Linked DNA regions of Homo sapiens: region 2 is linked to region 1. The links are chromatin contacts, found by Hi-C in ENCODE. All regions are on one chromosome and are shown on one strand. Each heading gives the region's core, a stretch centred on a gene start or an enhancer-like site at or near the end of the contact. The rest is flanking DNA. Distances are from core to core; before and after follow the strand shown. Region 1 holds the start of USP1 (ubiquitin specific peptidase 1). Region 2 has its middle 55 kb from the start of DNAJC6-AS1.

The links. A loop is a pair of places that touch in the nucleus more often than their neighbours do. Pooled maps may share reads with other maps.
Region 2: a loop to region 1 is called in a map of naive thymus-derived CD4-positive, alpha-beta T cell, with 6 times the contacts of the local background. The contact joins the enhancer-like site here to the promoter of USP1 in region 1. A Hi-C loop is called at or near these places in 2 of 168 maps with a recorded cell type or tissue (CD4-positive, alpha-beta T cell and naive thymus-derived CD4-positive, alpha-beta T cell) and 8 of 50 pooled maps.

The regions. Positions count from the first base shown.
Region 1 is chr1:62,435,779-62,438,478 of GRCh38, forward strand. It overlaps USP1 (ubiquitin specific peptidase 1), which reads left to right and starts at 1,271. Exons shown (of 9, transcript NM_003368.5): 1 at 1,271-1,622. RefSeq lists enhancers at 1-505, 188-537, 506-1,273, 1,098-1,167 and a silencer at 1,868-1,927.
Region 2 is chr1:65,253,044-65,255,743 of GRCh38, forward strand. No RefSeq gene overlaps it. Among named protein-coding and RNA genes, the nearest start is that of DNAJC6-AS1, 55 kb to the right of the region's middle. RefSeq lists silencers at 1,047-1,546, 1,637-1,706. Within about 2 kb of position 1,333, at least 14 of the 41 ENCODE cell types and tissues checked have a DNase peak (open chromatin) inside an H3K27ac peak, as active enhancers do.

The DNA of each region.
Region 1 (2,700 bases), core at 21-2,520:
TACATCCCTCGCGCCTTGAAAAATGCCTGGCACATAGTAGGCACCTTAAAAATACTTGATTAAATGGATTTGGGCTGAACGTATCCTGCTTAACTGCAGCACTTGAGCTGAGGTCACCTCACCAAAGCAGGCACACAAACACAAAAGGAAGCACACAACCAGATGAGGCCTGCCTGCCGCTCCTGAACCCTTTGGGAGGGCTCGCGCGGGAACCCTGGGAAGCTCCCGCGGCCGGAGCTGGGCCTGAAACTGTTCTTTCGTTTCCTCCTGCGGCCGAGAAAGGGAAGAGGTAAACAGGCGAAAATGAGGCGAGCAGGGGCTGAGGACCGGGCCTCAGCTCTACAGCATTCGCCTGAGCATGTATTGTTATCCGTGGCAGCGCCTTGTCTCATTGGATGGCCCTAGGCCTAGTGTGGCCGCGACTCCGAACTGAAAGCCCAAGCGCGGCGGCGTCCAGCCGGGCAGCCATTTTCCGAAGCTGCTCTCTTGGTAACCCCGCCCGGGCGCGTACGCACGAACGGAGGCGGGGCTTACCGCGAGGGCCTCGCTCCGGAAGCCGCACCCTCCGCGGCGTCCCACCGTCGAGGATTAACAAAACGCCAAACAAGATTTTAACAGTCGGCAGCGAAAGCGCGCACTCGAGCGCCAATGAGAGCGGAAGGAGGGGCACCGCGCCTGAGGAACACTCCGTATGTCGAACAATGATTGGCTGGAGCCCACCTTTCTTCTTTTTTGCTATTAGATGGGCTTGCTGCTCCCGCCCATCTAATTGGCTTTGGTCTAGGTACTTCTGATTGGCTTCCCCCGGGCGGTGGGAGGCGCGGTTTTGGGGATTGTTCATCATGGATTGGTGAATTTGGGCTCCTTCTCGAGGTGGTGGCCCATCCCGTCTGCTCTCTGTCCCGTCTCCCGACCCGTACGCTTTTCCCTCAACTCGCGCGCACGAATGGTTAAAAAAAGGGTGTGAGGCTCGAGCCCGCCAGCCAGGCCGCTAGCACCTCGCGCGCGCCCTCAGCGAGGACCCGCACGAGCTGCCCGGCTCTGTGCCTGCGTTGTTTGAAACTGTGGAACCCGTTAGGCTTTTGGGGAACTACAGTCCCAGCTGGCTCCGGAGCCCGTGCGTGCCAGGGGCGAGTGGCCGTCGCGAGACGGCTCCTGCCTTTCGTGTCTCTGCAGCGTGGAGACTGGAACCGGCAATTTCAAAGGACGCCACGTTCAATCGCAGCGCTGGCGCGGGCGGAGGCTAAAACACGGGGGTCCTGAGACTGAGGAAAACGCGCCAAGTTCCCCTCGGTGGCGGAGTGCTAAAGACCCTAGCGGTTCAGGCGTTCGGCGAGCGGGGCCGCTGCTTGTTGCGCTCCTGGCTCTCCCGGGGCGGGCGCAGATGGGCGCCGCTCCCGGGATGTAGTTGGTGTTGGTGCAAGACGGGAGCGAGCGGCGGTCGGGGTTCCCGCTCTTGGGAGCGGATGGTCACTCCCCCGCGGGGAGGGCGAGCCGACCAGATTTTCCTGGGGCCGGGGACCCGGCGGGCTCGGGGCAGGGACTCACCTGTCGCACCCACACTCATTCGGGTTGGACTTGCCGGCGTCACCGCCGCGGACTTCGCTTTGGGCCATGACCAGGTAAGGAGGGCCTGGGAGGAGGGGCCGGCTCCCGGGCGCGGGGGCAAGTTCGGCCGGCGCGGGAGAGGAGCTGCCGGGGAGACCCCGGGACCGTGTTGGCCTCGCACCCTGGTCGACCTGCCAGGGGGAGCCGTGTGTGCCTCGGGCGTGGCGCCTGTCTTGCCGCCGCCGGGACGCGAGAAGGCAGGTGCGGGCTGGGCGTAAATAGGCCAACTCCGCGGCGAGGGCGCCCGGCGCGGGGGTGTGGGCCGAGGACGCCGCCGCCAGCCTCCCCCGACCGGGCAGCCTGGTCGCTGCTCGTCCTTCCAGCTTTCTTTCCGTTCCCGAGAGCGGTGAAGGATGGGGAGAAAGAAACGTTTCCACGCAGGTTGCCCTGTGTCGGTAATTGCGAAATTTTACCGCGCATTTTCTTTCACTTACACTTTTTCAAGAAGTGTTTAGAACGCCGCGTGTCTTAAACCTTGGCGAAGATGTCCTTGTAGATTTTTGTTGAAAAATCGGAATCGAGTCGTGTCATCTTATAAAGAATTTAAAACTATTGGGACTGAGTGTTCACGCTGTCAACAGATAATGGTCGATTCGTCGTGCTTTCTGCGAAAGTTGATTTAGTTACAGGAGAAATATTTTGGATGTAACAGCCCCCCAGTTACAAGGAAAGCCAGGAGCAAGAAATAGCAAGGAAGATACTGCACCTGGCAAAATGTTACATTCTCGGTGTGAGCTTTGCTTTGAGGGGCTAGGAGGTTTGGTTTTTTGATTAAGCTGACGATCCGCTATTTCACCTGCCTAATCATTCTTCCCTTCTGTGTAGTCTGGTTACTCTGTCGGTTTGAGATCCAGTTTCTGTCATCCATTAAATTGGCTCTCGAGAAAAACCTTTTATCAGAATCATTAATGCTTGGCGATCCCTGAGAACTTAGCGCAGGTTGGTTTATCATTCAGAAGACAGCGCTTCCTCAGAAGCATTAGGTAGACAGGAGAGTAAGTGAAGTTGGAGACAGAATGGAGAGATGGATCAGCTTTCCAGTGCTTCCTGATTTGGGTCTCAGAAATGGTTTCAGTGTGCTGAGTTCAGTAT
Region 2 (2,700 bases), core at 83-2,582, 2.8 Mb after region 1:
CTGATGTTTCCCCATGATTAGCTTCATGCTGTGCATGTTTGGCCAGAATACTCCATAGATGATGTGTCTTTCTCAGCATATCACATCTGCAGGCATTCGATTTTCACCTGTCTCCACTGGTGATTTTTTTTTTTTTTTTTTTTTTTTTTTTTTTAGATAACGTGACTCTGTCAGCCAGGCTGGAGTGCAGTGGCACCTTCTCGGCTCACTGCGGCCTCTAACTCGCTGGGCACAGGTGATTCTCCCACCTCAGCCTCCTGAGTAGCTGGGACTGAAGGTGTGTGCCACCATGCCTGGCTAATTTGTGTCTGTGTGTGTGTGTGTGTGTGTGTGTGTGTGTGTATGCATTTTTGGTAGAGACGGGTTTTTGCTTTGTTGTGCAGGCTGCTCTTGAACTCCTGGGCTCAAGTGATCCGACTGCCTCAGCCGCCTGAAGTGCTGGGACTACAGGCGTGAGACACCGTGTCCGATCTCCACTGGTGATTTTAATTTTGGTCACCGATAGAAGCTCTTGTCTGATATTATTTGGGCCTACAAAAATGGCAATTTCATAATTTGACCTAACATAAAACCTTTTTACTGAGGTTTTAGATATCTAACCTGTACTCTCTGACGCTCGGTTTCCCTATCTGTTGAGTTTGGAGATTGTTTCTGCCCCACGAGTATTACTGGAGGGGTTAAATAAGATGATGTATGTAAAATCTGCCACATAAAAAGCATTCTATAAATATTAGCTATTATTATTGCAGCCAGGTCGTGTTCAAGGGCATTGGTTTTGATCTTCCTCTCAGTCTCTCCCAATTCCAAGCAAAATCTCAACAGAGACCAGTGATGGCATGGGGATGGGGTGAGGGAGCCTCACTTCTGCCATCTCAGTTTCCTCATCTGGAAAATGGGAAACGCCTCCCACACCACGGGGTTGCAATGAGGTTTCATGAAATGTGTGTAAAAGTAACTGGACATAGAACAAGTTCTTAAAAAATCATGTGGGTGACTAGTAATCTCTTGTATTAGGAAAACAGGAATATCTGTCAGAACTAAAACCACGTTCTAACGTGATGTTTCATTTTGAGGCGGTAGCACGGTGTGAGTAAACATCGTCAGAGTCTAGGGCTCTGGAATTTCTTTAGCGCTGTGTGATTGTGGGCAGATGCCTTACCCTCTCGGAGTGTGGAGTGTATGGTTTGTAACAGGGAGATAAAACGGGTGAGAGCCCCCTAGGACTCCTGTGTTAATAAAGGGTGCTAACGGTGCCCCCCGAGTGAGCGGCGCGGGCCCGCGCGCACCCGCACGCCTCGGGCGCCAGGCGCCGCCGTGTGGGCGGAGCCGGGCAGCCTCCCCTGTCGGCGCCAGCCACGGCTCCCGGCCCCAAGCTCCGCCCCCGGCGCGCATCTCCCAGCAGCGGCCCGGCACCTGGCAGACGCGCGGCGGCGGCGGCGAGCGGTGGCGCTCGGCTCGGGCGACCGCGGCGGGGGAGGGCGCGGCGCACCGATGGGCGCCACTGAGAAGGGAGGCCAGAAGAGCCGGAAGCTGTTTTCCTTGCGGCGGCCGTGGAAGGCGACCCGGCGGCTGTGGAGGCCACGCTCAGCTCGCCAGGCGGCGCAGGGTGAGTGTGGGCGCGGCCGGTCGGGACCTGTTACCCTGAGGCAGGGGCGCAGCGGCGGCGGGGCCGTCCCCGGCGGTCTCTCGGGTCGCGTTCCCGGCCCTGGGAGCCTGGATGCCTAGGCGACGCCCGAACCCGACCCTCGGTCGCGGGTACCGGGACCGCTGGGGAAGCGCAGGGGCTGATGTCGGCACAGTCTCCTTTCCTCTAGCCCCTGCTCGTTGCTTTGGCTCTGGACACAGGGAAGCCACGGTGGCGCGGCGACACAGCCTCACTGAGGTTAGCTTGTCCCCGGCCCCCAGCACCTGGCCTGGCGCCTGCAATGCAGTGCCTACTGGGGGAATGAATCAGAACCCGAGGCTCCCTTCAAGGTCCTCCCGCCCTGTACCCACCTCCTCTCTACCTGCCTGCGGTGATTTCGAAGCTCTCGCCACGATAAACTATTTCCAAGCACACTCAGTCCTGTCCTCGCCAGGGCCTCAACTCACAGCCAATCACTGACTCACTCCATTCATTCATTCCACAATTTTTATCGAGCCCCTCCATCTGCCTTGGCCGGAGAACACGATGGGCAAAGCCCGGATCTTGGAACTACTTCTAGAGAGGAAGACAGACATTACACACGCAAAACAGAGAAAGCCCGGTACACATTGCTATGTGCGCTTAGAGGGAATCAGTCTGCTGACAGAGGAAAAAAGGCAGGTCCCCGAGCTTCCATGGCAGGCGGACTGGGAAGGCCTCTCCGAGGCATTGCAAGTCAGCGGAGACCCGAGGACTGACTAGGAGTTACTCTAGCGTGAAGCCGAGTAATAGAGAATAGCAAGTGGAAAGGTTCCCAGAGTGCCTGAATTGAGCAAGGGGAAAGAGAGGGATGCAGGGCCTGGATCGAGGTCTGGGCAGAACATGAAGAGGAGTTCGGATTTTATTCTACGTGAGCTGGGAAAACACTGAAGTGTGCTAAGCAGGGAAGTGACCTGATCTGGGGGCTCCCGGCTTTTCTCTGTCTGCAGTGTCCATGCTCGCATCTCAGCCTGCCGGATTCCTACCCTCCTGCCAAGACTAGCACAAATGCAGTCTCCTCGCTGAAATCTCTGTGG